Linked DNA regions of Homo sapiens: region 2 is linked to region 1. The links are chromatin contacts, found by Hi-C or POLR2A ChIA-PET in ENCODE. All regions are on one chromosome and are shown on one strand. The core of a region is the stretch at or near the end of the contact, and the rest is flanking DNA. Distances in the headings are between cores, read along the strand shown.

The links. A loop is a pair of places that touch in the nucleus more often than their neighbours do. ChIA-PET counts read pairs that join two places held with the same protein, here RNA polymerase II (POLR2A). Pooled maps may share reads with other maps.
Region 2: a loop to region 1 is called in a pooled map, with 3 times the contacts of the local background. The contact joins two enhancer-like sites. A Hi-C loop is called at or near these places in 13 of 168 maps with a recorded cell type or tissue (Caco-2, Calu3, HepG2 and 9 more) and 18 of 50 pooled maps. POLR2A ChIA-PET finds 5 or more read pairs at or near these places in 27 of 52 experiments (A549, B cell, BJ and 21 more).

Annotation. Positions count from the first base shown.
Region 1 is chr20:53,608,973-53,615,320 of GRCh38, reverse strand. The region is part of intron 1 of LOC105372672 (a long non-coding RNA gene); the gene reads right to left. Among named protein-coding and RNA genes, the nearest start is that of ZNF217, 18 kb to the right of the region's middle. RefSeq lists an enhancer at 4,502-4,551. Within about 2 kb of position 3,605, at least 13 of the 41 ENCODE cell types and tissues checked have a DNase peak (open chromatin) inside an H3K27ac peak, as active enhancers do; they include GM12878 and OCI-LY7, where a contact is called at or near this core.
Region 2 is chr20:53,725,548-53,731,895 of GRCh38, reverse strand. No RefSeq gene overlaps it. Among named protein-coding and RNA genes, the nearest start is that of ZNF217, 130 kb to the right of the region's middle. RefSeq lists enhancers at 2,014-2,113, 2,394-2,443, 2,844-3,344, 5,559-6,348. Within about 2 kb of position 2,607, at least 4 of the 41 ENCODE cell types and tissues checked have a DNase peak (open chromatin) inside an H3K27ac peak, as active enhancers do; they include GM12878 and OCI-LY7, where a contact is called at or near this core.

The sequences.
Region 1 (6,348 bases), core at 2,356-4,855:
AGATCATGCCATTGCACTCCAGCCTGGCCAATACAGTGAGACTCCGTCTCAAAAAAAAAAAAAAAAAAAAAAAAGGCCAGGTATGGTGGCTCACCCCTGTAATCCCAGCAGTTTGGGAGGCCGAGGCAGGTGGATCACGAGGTCAGGAGATTGAGACCATCCTGGCTAACATGGTGAAACCCCCGTCTCTACTAAAAAATACAAAAAAATTAGCTGGACATGGTGGCGGGCGCCTATAGTCCCAGTTACTCAGGAGGCTGAGGCAGGAGAATGGCCTGAACCCAGGAGCGAAACTTGCAGTGAGCTGAGATCGCACCACTGCACTCCAGCCTGGGTGACAGAGCAAAGACTCCTTCTCAAAACAAACAAACAAACAACCAAAAAAGAATTATACATTGCATGACCAGAACAACAAAAACAAAAGAATTGGCCAGGCATGGTGGCTTATGCCTGTAACCCCAGCACTTTGGGAGGCCCAGGCGGGTGGATCACAAGGTCAGGAGTTTAAGATCATCCTGGCCAAGATGGTGAAACCCCATCTCTACTAAAAATACAAAAATTATCTGGATGTGGTGGTGGGCGCCTGTAATCCCAGCTACTCAGGAGGCTGAGGCAAAGAATTGCTTAAACCCAGGAGGCGGAGGTTGCAGTGAGCCGAGATTGTGCCACTGCACTCCAGCCTGGGTGACAGAGTGAGACTCCGTCTCAAAAAAAAAAAAAAAAAAAGAATTATACATTGCATATTAGAGTGTGTCCTCTAATCTTTCCTAAGTGACCTTGTAAAATGTGAGGACTCTTGTATTTGAAATATGGCAGATACACAGATCTAACAGCAGTGTTCTTCTAGTTTACTGTAAAGTTAGCCTGAATCATTCTGATTCATTTACGGTGGCTTCTACTATATGCTATTTACATTTGTTCAACACACATGTATAGTTGAACCATAGATATCATTTGAGCACCTATTCTCACATTTGGAAGATGGTACCTTTTGTTTCATTTGCTTTTTCTTTAATTTCTTTATTTTTTTCCATTTTTTTGTTTTTTTATTTTTCTTTTTTTTTGATGAAGATGGTCCTTTTTAACACTGTGCTGGACGTTCCATATGAGATCAATAAATACTAATTAAATTTGAAGATTGAGGATAGGATTAGCTTTTCAAAGGGTGGATCTTGAGACTTATAATAAGTCTGAGAATGGATTATAGATACTCCACCCTAATAATGCTATAAATACTTCTGGTGGTGGTTTCTAGGCTTGATCAGCTTAATGATTCATTTTACTTGCAATGATCTTTTTCAGTTGTTTGCCTGTGTGTGCTTTAAAAAGGACAAAAATAAGTTTGGAGGAAAAAAAATTTAATTGCTTTCAAATGTTCCAATAAATTCAAACCCATATACTCTTGCTCAAGAATTTCCTTGCTAGGTTATTACATACTTTGCCAAATCTCTCTAGCTTTCTCCTGTTTTCTTAATCTTAGGAACTATGGAAGATTGTAAGTGTTGCTGGCTGGTCAGAAAATGTAAATGTTTTCAAACAACTTAAACATTTACATGTCATGAGAGATTTTTAAAAAATCAGATATCCACTCATAAAAACAGCTACAGGTTTAAGAATCAGCAAAAAACCATCTTAGGCCCCAGAAGAGAAAGAGTATATATATTTTTCACATTCTTATTTAAATAACCATCTGTTATCTGCAAATGTAGTTCCTACTGAGAACATCCCAATAAAAGGCCGGTCTGTGACTAAGGAAATACTCCAACTAACGATCCACTGATAGGCAAAGAAATATCAACAAGGCCAGGAGGCCTCATCGGTCGCTATCTAACAGACCTGGTAACAGCAGCAGTACCAGCTAGATGGCAAAGGAGCAGTGGTTGTGCCCAAACCATTACAAGTTTGCTAGGATTATTTCAGTCCATCTAGCAACTCACTCCAGGTGGGCAGCATTTAGGCTGGATTCTATGCAAACAGAACACAACAGAATACACTGGCAATGAGGGGTGCCCTTGTGTTCCAGATAATAGAAGCTTTGAATTCTTATACCCTAAAATTTTAGTGTTTCTGTAATGGATCTACAGTGTTTTGCTGTATAACTTGAAAACTAAGACAGACATAAAATCTTTAAAAGCTTAGAAAGGGAAAAAGGAAAAAAGTCTAGAAATTTTTTTTTTTTTTTTTTGAGTCTTGCTCTGTCACCCAGGCTGAAGTGCAATGGCGCCATCTCGGCTCACTGCAACCTCCACCTCCTGGGTTCAAGCGAGTCTCCTGCCTCAGCCTGCCGAGTAGCTGGAATTACATACAGGCGCCTGCCACCATGACCGGCTAATTTTTCATTTTTAGTAGAGATGGGGTTTCACCATGTTGGCCAGGCTGGTCTCGAACTCCTTACCTCAGGCGATCCACCCGCCTCGGCCTCCCAAAGTGCTGAGATTACAGGCATGAGCCACCGCGCCCGGCTACATTTCTTTAAAATTTCTCAAGTTAAAAGTAAATAACTGTTAGAATGGTTACATCCAATATTTACAAGCAGAATGTGTTTCCTGAGAATTTGCCCTTTCATTTAAGGTTGCAGTAGTGCTGCCACCATGTTTTCACACGTGATCAAATGTATCCCATTGGAAAACCGTGTAATCTTGTTCGGAAATCTTCCTCAGGCTTTGGCATCCTGTGGGTGTTCTGCCAGAGAACTTTAATCCAAATCATAAACTTAAGTCATAGGTACTAAAAAAGAAACTTCTGGTCTAGGACTTTGAATCTTTTGACTGTTAATAATCAAGAAAGCTGTATTTTCTTTCGTTTAAAAAATAGAGACGACTGGTGGTGGTGGGGGCTGCGGGTGTGTGTGTGGCTCACGCCTGTAATCCCAGCAATTTGGGAGTTTTACGTGGGCAGATCACTTGAGGTCAGGAGTTTGAGAACAGCCTGGCTAACATGGTGAAACCTCATCTCTACTAAAAATACAAAAATTAGCCGAGCATGGTGGTGCATGCCTGTAGTCCCAGCTACTCGGGAGGCTGAGACATGAGAATTGCTTGAACCCGGGACAGGGAGACTGCAGTGAGCCGAGATCATGCCACTGCACTGTAGCCTGGGTGACAGAGTGAGATTCTGTCTTAAAAAAAAAAAAAAAAAGAAAGATTAAAAATAGAGATGGGGGGGTCTCACTATGTTGTTCAGGCTGGTCTCAAACTCCTGGGCTCAAGTGATCCTCCCACCTTGGCCTCCCAAAGTAGAAGCTGTATTTTCAAGTTGGTCAAGTGTTCACCTACTCTGCCTCCAACTGTGATTTCAGTATATACAGGCATCCATAAAGTCTAGAAACAAAGAATCTACGTCATTACAAACATCTTCAATTTGTAAAAATTAGAATACATATAATAGGATAGAGTATAATAGAATAAAGTAGGATAAAACAAAACAAAGTAAAATGAAATAAATTAAACAACACTGTGTCTCCAGACTTTATGAAAATCTTTTTCGTGGACTTGAGGATGTACCGAGCCAGTGGAGTGGCTGGATGAAATGGGAACTCCACCGCAGGAAGTGGTGCTTTTCTCATGCTGCTAATTAAGGAATGTGGAACCCTTCTTTCTGAGTCAGCTTGGCGGTATGTAGAATTCTGTCCTGCTCGGTGCTTACGTGATTATTGCATGAAACTTTAGAAATAAACCAGAGTATCTTGCCACTTAACACTTAAGAGGCCAGAGGTGGTGTGTGTGTGTGTGTGTGTGTTTTTAAATGGTTCCTAATCTTTAAAATGGTTAGTTGCAGCTGGCCTTTTATCAGCTGATCATATTTACAGCAGTCTCAGATGGCACGGTGCCGTCCCAAAAGATTTGGACCATTTAGAAGCTCACATTTTAAGGTACACAGGCTTATCATAGCATTCTGAGGATTCACTAGAATTACATGGCAAGAAAAACTTTTCTGTGGAACTGTTTACTATTCTTATTTTAAATTACTTTTTGGTAAAATAAATGTTAATTTATTTCAAAGGTAATATAAGTAGATTATGAAAAATAATTAGAGAAAAATAGAAAGTAGAAAAAGGGTCATACATATGCCATTATTGAAAAACAAACATTAAAAAAATTTTTAAATATAACCCATCATAGGATTAAGGGTAAAAAAAGAAAAAAAGAAACAATTTTAATAAAAATTTTGAAATGTATGCGAAAGTAGAGAGAATAATAAAAATAGTGTAATGAGTAACCCCCATATCTGATGCCCAGTTCTAGTTTCTTTTTCTTTTTCTTTTTTTTTTTTTTGAGATGGAGTCTCGCTCTGTCGCCCAGGCTGGAGTGCAGTGGCACGATCTCAGCTCACTGCAATCTCTGCCTCCCGGGTTCACACCATTCTCCTGCCTCAGCCTCCTAAATAGCTGGGACTACAGGCACCCACCACCACGCCCGGCTAATTTTTTGTATTTTTAGTAGAGACGGGGTTTCACCGTGTTAGCCAGGATGGTCTTGATCTCCTGGCCTCATGATCTACCTGCCTCGGCCTCCCAAAGTGCTGGGATTACAGGCGTGAACCACGGTGCCTGGGCAAGTTCTAGTTTCAAGATGTTAACCACCTTTGGTTCAATTCTCTTGTTTTTTTATTTACTAAAGTATTATAAATTCTCCTATGTCATGTCATTCTTCTATATCCTTCAGTATACATCTTTAAATATATATATAATGCATATTCTGTAATAATCCGTGCCATTATTACAGCTAATGAAATAAAATTTTTTTGTTTTCATATAATATTCAGTCTGTACTAAAATTTTTCTGATAAAATCAATTTAAATATTTTTATGTATATTACATCCTTTTTTCGTTACTAATAGAAAAAATTAGAGTTCATTAAAAATACAACTTTGCATCTCGGTTTTTTCATTTGCTATTATAAATATTTCCCAATGGCCTATTTTTCAAAGCTTTCTAATTCTAAAATGGCTGTATGTAATCGTGTGGGGATACATAACTTGGATGACTAACCACTCCTTTATTTGTGTCCCTCCACACATGCATGGAGAGTGAACGTGTATTGCTCTCCCCCTCGTAGTAAATCTTGTTACCACGAAGATCTTTGTTCCTAACACCTTTTCCTACATTAGGGCTGTTTCCTTAGGATTGATTCCAGGAGTGTTATTGCTGCATCCAAATGTATGAACATTTGTAAGGCCCTTGACTTGTCTCATTGAGTTGTTTACAAAAGGACTGTACCAATTTACACTTCCACTTACAAAGGATGAGAGAGCCTCTATTAAAATGTTTAAAGGCCGGGCTTTTCAGAGCTCTTATAAATCATTGGCTATAAGAGGCTGACTTAGGTTTGTCATATGGTCATAGTCATCTCAAAATAAATAAATACGCATTTTCTATAGCTATAAAAACATGGCATGCGCAGACTGCCAAACAACCACAAAGTAACTTTGATTAAAGGAGGAAACTGGTCTACTTGTTGAAAATGTGGTAATGAGATAGTTTCCACCCAGCCGGGAAGCGTGGCCCGGAGGGGGAGGGGAGCCTGCATTTCTTCATGCCTCTACCCATCCTGAAGAAGGTAGAAAGGAACAGGTCAGCGTTCTCTTCCTTTACTTTGTAATTTTTTTTTAAGCTGAATATTTAATTTGTTTCCATATGCCTGAGTTGATGATGCCAAAATACGGTTGAAAACTAGCAGAAAACTTCTCGTGGCAAGGGTTTCCTGTAAACAAACCCCATAGTACTGGGTAAGAGAGGATTAGGGCAGAGCCATTTTAGCTGCGACTCCCAATTCTATTTTGTTTCCTTGGGGACATGCTGTTTTTATTTGTGGGCTTCAAATAAAACTGCTGCAGAAACTGTTTATTTCTGTTCAGAGCATTCTTATTTTCTTTAAGGAATATATCAGTTACAAATCTTTGTAGAAAGTTCAGCTGTATTGGTTTGGAGAAGTTTATGTGTCAGTTTTTTTTTTGAGTCAAGAAGAAAGGAAAAACTCAACTACTGTTATGTTTATATGAGGACAAAAAAAAAAAAAGGAAGTTGATAAGAAAATACTTAGCATGACAGTCTTTAAAATCCAGCATCTGAATTTTTAATTCCTCACTCCCCTCCTTTTTTAAGAAACAGTACAGGAAAGATGGTCTTATTATCCTTGTTCGCATTTCACTGTTTTCACCCCACTCAACCAGGACGAAGTCATTCCTCAAAGCAAGTAGGAACAAAACATAATCTCTTAAGATATTTTTAAGAGGACATGCTGACTTGGTCTTTGTAAAAAAAAAAAAGTCAACAAAATGTGCTAACCACATTAAAAAAAAAGTTGTTAAAGGAGCCAAAGGGATTAGCCCTCATTGAAGGGCTGTAT
Region 2 (6,348 bases), core at 1,358-3,857, 120 kb before region 1:
AAGTAGCTGTGTATCAAAAGCAGGACTAATTTGTAACTTACACCTAAACGTGTGAGAAAATACTCAGCTTCTTAGCTTCTAAATATCTATTGTCATATATCAATAAGAATTTGCAAGATTCCTCCCTGCTGGAACTAACACTAAAGTTGAGCTTCAGGTGCCTTTGTCAGTCCATTCCTGCTCTACGATAAAATGCCACAGACCAGGTAATTTATAAATAATTGAAATGTATTTTTCACAGTTCTGGAGGCTGGGATGTCCAAGATCAAGGCACCAGCAGACTGATTGTCTAGTAAGGACTTCCTGTGCTTCCAAAATGGAGCATTGCTGTTGCGTCCCCTAAATGGAATGAACACAGGGTCCTCACATGGCAGAAGAGTAGGAGAGAAAAACTCTCCTCCTCAAGCCCTTCTATAAGGGCACTAATTCCATCCACAAGGGCAGAGTCCTCACGGCCTAATCACCTCCCAAGGGCCCCAGCTCTTAATACTATCATTTAGGGATTAAGTTCCTACATATTATATATATATACACACACACACATATATGAACACACATATATACATATATATACATATATACACACATATATACATATATACGCGCACACACACACACACACACACACATATTTTTTTTTAGATGGAGTCTCGCTCTGTCGCCCAGGCTAGAGTGCAGTGGCGTGATCTCGGCTCACTGCAACATTCATCTCCTGGGTTCAAGCGATTCTCCTGCCTCAGCCTCCCAAGTAGCTGGGGTTAAAGGCGCCTGCCACCATGCCTGGCTAATTTTTGTATTTTTAATAGAGACGGGGTTTCACTATCTTGGCCACGCTGGTCTAAAACTCCTGACCTCATGATCCACCCACCTTGGCCTCCCAAAGTGCTGGGATTACAGGCATGAGCCACTGCGCCCGGCCTCCTACATATAAATTTTAAAGGGAATGTGTTCAAACTGCAGCAGATCAAAGCATGATGTAGGCTGATTTAAACAAAACAAAACAAAACATAGCAGTGAGCAACTGTCCCAGTTTTTCCTGGACTGAGGGGTTTCCTTGGACACAGGACTTTCAGTACTAAAATGTAAAAATCCCAGACAAACTGGGACAAGCTGGTCAAACCTAGTTGAGTTTGAATTTGATATTTAACACTTTCAACATCTTAATGACATTTAAGATGTGAAAATAGAATGTATTTTTCATACTCCTCGTCACTGGGACACTATATTTCTTCACTGACAACTTTTAATGGCCAAGGATCTTATCACTAATGAAAAAGGGAACAGGCTGGGCGAGGTAGCTCACGCCTGCAATCCCAGCATTTTGGGAGGCCGAGGCAGGCAGATCACCTGAGGTTTAGGTGGGAGGATTGCTTGAGCCTGGGAGTTCAAGTCCAGCCTGGGCAACATGGTGAGACCTCATCTCTTAAAAATTAAAAATCAACTACAACAAAAAAGAGGGAGGTAGTAGGACCTATTTCACGGAATCATTATAACTATAAGAAGAGTTATGTTTGGCCGGGTGTGGTGGCTCACGCCTATAATCCCAGCACTTTGGGAGGCTGAGGCGGGTGGATCACGAGGTCAGGAGTTCGAGACCAGCCTGACCAACATGGTGAAACCCTGTGTCTACTAAAAATACAAAAATTAGCCGGGCATGGTGGCATGTGCCTGTAGTCCCAGCTACTTGGGAGGCTGAGGCAGGAAAATCGCTTGAGCCCGGGAGGCAGAGGTTGCAGTGAGCCGAGATCGCACCACCGCACTCCAGCCTGGCAGACCGAGACTCTATCTCAAAAAAAAAAAAAAGAAAAAGAAAAAGGGAACAGAACATGGGCATGTATTTTGCATAAAAGATAGATTTAACTTAAACCTTTACATTAAACATTCTCAATATCTATCCATTTCACTCAATTATTTGCAATATTTGTCTGATATAGTGAAAGTCAGTGTATCCATTAGTTATGCCACATAACAAACCACTCCAACATTTAGTGGCTAAAAACAACCATTTGTTTAGCTCGTGACTTTATAGGTGGGCTGAGAGGTTCTTCCTTTCTGGGCCAGCTCATATGATCACTGCTGGGTATTCCCAGGTGTCTGTGGTCAGCTGGTGGCTAGATGATCCTAAGACGGCTTCCTGTCTATGTGTGGAGGTTGGGGGCCATCACCTGGGTAACAAGAGCAACTGGGTCACATGTCTGGACGTCATCATCCAACAGGCTAGCTCCTTCACATGAAGTTATAGGGTTCCCAGGAGAAGTAAGAAGGCAAACCCCAAGGTACAAGTACTTTTTTTTTGAGACAGGGTCTCACTTTGTCACTTATGCTGGAGTGCAGTGATGCAATCTCAGCTCACTGCAACCTCCGCTTCCTGGGCTCAAGGGATTCTCCTGCCTCATTCTCCCAAGTAGTTGGGATTACAGGCACCTGCCACCATGCCCAGCTAATTTTTGTATTTTTGGTAGAGATGGGGTTTCACCATGTTGGCCAGGCCGGTCTTGAACTCCTGACCTCGAGTGATCCACCCACCTCGGCCTCCCAAAGTGCTGGGATTACAGGCGTGAGCCACCACGCCCGGCAGAGCTTACTTTGACAGTAAAAATTCCCAAAGAGCAAAGTACTGCTTACAAGTACTTTGGAAGCCTCTGTTTCCCCCAACATTTGCTAATGACATATTGGCCAAAACAAATCACATGGCTCAGCCCAGATTCAAAGGGTAAAAAAGTGACTCTGGCTGGGCGCAGTGGCTCATGGCTGTAATCCCAGCACTTTGGGAGGCTGAGGCGGGCAGATCACCTGAGGTCGGGAGTTCAAGACCAGCCTGGCCAACATGGAGAAACCCCGTCTCTACTAAAAATACAAAAAATTAGCTGGGCGTGGTGGTGGGTGCCTGTAGTCCCAGCTACTCAGGAGGCTGAGGCAGGAGAATGGCATGAACCTGGGAGGCAGAGCTTGCAGTGAGCCGAGATCGTGCCACTGCACTCCAACCTGGGTGACAGAGCGAGACACTGTCTCAAAAAAAAAAAAAAAGTGACCCCACTTCTTCATGGGAGGGTCTACAAAGATACACTGCACATAGAGATGGGAAAAATTCTTTAGATCTACCTCAGGTGGCATAGAGAATTTCCTTTTTTCTTTTGGGCAATATTCAATTATTAAAGTCACTCAACTTTTTGAATTTCCGTTTTCTTATAAAATTATGAGGAAGATGACAACTAAATTTGAAGCTGTATTTAAGAATGAAAAGCAATATGCCAAAAGTGTAAAGCACATAACCAGACACATAGCAAACAGTGACCATTAGTTCTCCCTCTCTCTCTCTCTCTAGCTCTCACTCTCTCCCTTACACACACATACACACACACACACACACACACCCCAATACAAAGCATTACATATAGTTGTTCAAACCAGTCTTTGGTATCCAATAGATCTGGGTTTGAATTCCAGGTCTGCTGGTGACTAGTTTTAAGATGTTGAACAAGTTATGTTCATTTCTCTGGAACCTTAGTTTTCTCATCTGGAAAATGAAAATAATGAGGTCTGAATTCCAAAATGCCTGACTGCTGGTTTTAATTACTTTCTTCTATCTGCCCTCTGTCTTCTCCTATTATTTTTTTTCTCCTTATCTAATATAACTCCATTGCATATGTTGCAGTTAGGAATCCTTGCAGCAGGAATTCACTGCTTATCCGACTAACAATAGCTTAAGCAAGAAACACCTTTCATTACCTCACACGGCAAGAAGACTGAAGGAACCATGTGGTATAGACCTGATCTCCTTCTCTGCTCTACCCTTGTTCACAGGTTGACTTTTCTTCTCCATGCTTGTCACCTCATACTTAGACCAATCCTAATTCTTTGGGTCTGAATATTTTCTCACTTGAAACAAAATTGGGGTTTTCTTATGCTGCGTGAGGTGGCTCACGTCTGTAGTCCCAGCTACTCAGGAGGCTGAGGCAGGAGGATGGCTTGAGTCCAAGAGTCTGAGTCCAGCCTGGGCAACATAACTAGATTCTGCCTCTAAATAAATAAATAAATATGGACACAGAGTGTGGCATAATAGACTGGGGGCTCAGATGGGTGAGGGGAGTGGGGGCGATGAGAGATGATAAATTATTTAATGAGTTTAATGTGTTCAGGCATGGTGCTCGCGCCTGTAATTCCAGCACCTTGGGAGGCTGAGGTGGGAGGATCACTTGATCCTAGGAGTTGGAGACCAGCCTGGGCAACATGGCAAGACCCTGTCTCTAAAAAAAATTATTAAAAAAATTAATAAGTTTAATGTACATTATTCAGGTTATGGCTACACCACAAGTCCAGACTTCACCATTATGCAATATATCCATGCAACAAAACTGCACTTGTTTTGTTTTGTTTTGTTTTGTTTTGTTTTGTTTTGTTTTGTTTTGTGAGACAGAGTCTCTGTCCCCCAGGCTGGAGTGCAATGGCGCAATCTCAACTCACTGCAACCTCCGCCTCCCAGGGTCAAGCAATTCTCGTGCCTCAGCATCCCAAGTAGCTGGGATTACAGGCACCCACCACCACGCCTGGCTAATTTTTGTGTTTTTAGTAGAGACAAGGATTCATCATGTTGGCCAGGCTGGTCTCCAACTCCTGACCTCAACTGATCCACCTGCTTCAGCCTCCCAAAGTGTTGGGATTACAGGCATAAGCCACCGCACCCAGTGTTTTTTTTTTTTTTTTTTTTTTTTAGATTTTTGTTCAGATTGAACCCAAGAGGACTCGTGACTCATGGCTCAACTGGTCCTATGGCTCCACCCAACAGCAAGTTCTGCACACCCCTATGATTGCTTCCCCAACGAATCAGCAGCAGTTATTCCCTAGCCCCCTGCCCATCAAATTGTCCAGAAAAACCCTAAGCTCCAAGCCTTCAGGGAGACTGATTTGAGTAGTAACTCCATCTCCCGCATGGCATAGCTGGACTTGGATTAATTAAACTCTTTCTTTATTGTCGTGCCATGGTCTGAGTGGATTGATTTTGTCTGTGCAGCAGGCAGGGAGATGATCACAGTCCGAAGCCCAGTGCCCCACTCAAGAACTCAGCCAAGAAGGTAGCAGAGAGTCTCAGCTGAAGTTCCCAGGCTCCAGAATCCTACTGGGGATTCTTATCCAGAGGCAACCTTAGTTGAAGCATTTAACCTCCTTGAAACTGTTTAAAGAGTTTTCTCACCTTGCGTGGTGGCGCACACCTGTAATCCCAGCACTTTGGGAGGCCAAGGCGGGGGATCACTTGAGGTCAGGAGTTCGAGACCAGCCTGGCCAACATGGTGAAACCCAGTCAAAAATTACCTGGGTGTGGCAGGGGGGTGCCTGGAATTCCAGCTACTCGGGAGGCTGAGGCAGGAGAATCACTTGAACCCAGGAGGCAAAGGTTGCAGTGAGCCGAGATTGCACCACTGTATTCCAGCCTGGGCAACAGAGGGAAACTCCATCTCAAAAAAAAAAAAAGTTTTCTTAACTATATAATAGGGATCTCATCTATATAATAGCAATATAACCTCCCTCAAGTTGATATTGTCCTAACGATTAAATGAAATAATGCATGCTGTGTCTGCACAAGGTGACAATACTTAATATTATCATAGTTTAACTCATTCTCTGACTACCAGGGCTGTTGCCCTTATAGCAGTGTCAGCCACAGGTCAAATTCAAGCACATGCTCTTTGGCCCAGAGAATGTTTTTATAAATGTGGAAAGTTCTTCTAATAAAATGTATACTTTCAGCTTACATAGAAAAAATTAGAAAAAGTTTAAAAATTTTTTTAATTAGAAAAGTTAATGGTAGAGGAGACTCACTTGAACCCAAGAGGCGGAGGTTGCAGTGAGCCGAGATCACACCACTGCACTCTAGCCAGGGTGACAGAGCGAGACTCCATCTCAAAAAAAAAAAAAGGAAAAATTAATGCTAGAATCATACTCTCAAAGGGCACCAGCAGCTGGAGCCTATAGTAGCAGGTGCCCATTTCAGGGCTCTCCAGTTCACCAGTCACCACCCCTCCCTATTGCATTACACTTCGACCACTTTACCCGTATCCTGCCCTGGTGGGCATTTGAGTTTGCCAGTGAGGATCCCAGCAGGAAACAGATGCCCCCTTAAAATAGAGTTAGCATTAGGCAGGGCGCGGTGGCTCACGCCTGCAATCCCAGCACTTTGGGAGGCCAAGGTGGGCGGATCACCTGAGGTTGGGACTTCGAGACCAGCCTGACGAACATGGAGAAACCCCGTCTCTACCAAAAATGCAAAATTAGCCTGGCGTGGTGGCACATGCTTGTAATCCCAGGTACTCCGGAGGCTGAGGCAGGGGAATCGCTTGAACCCAGGAGGCG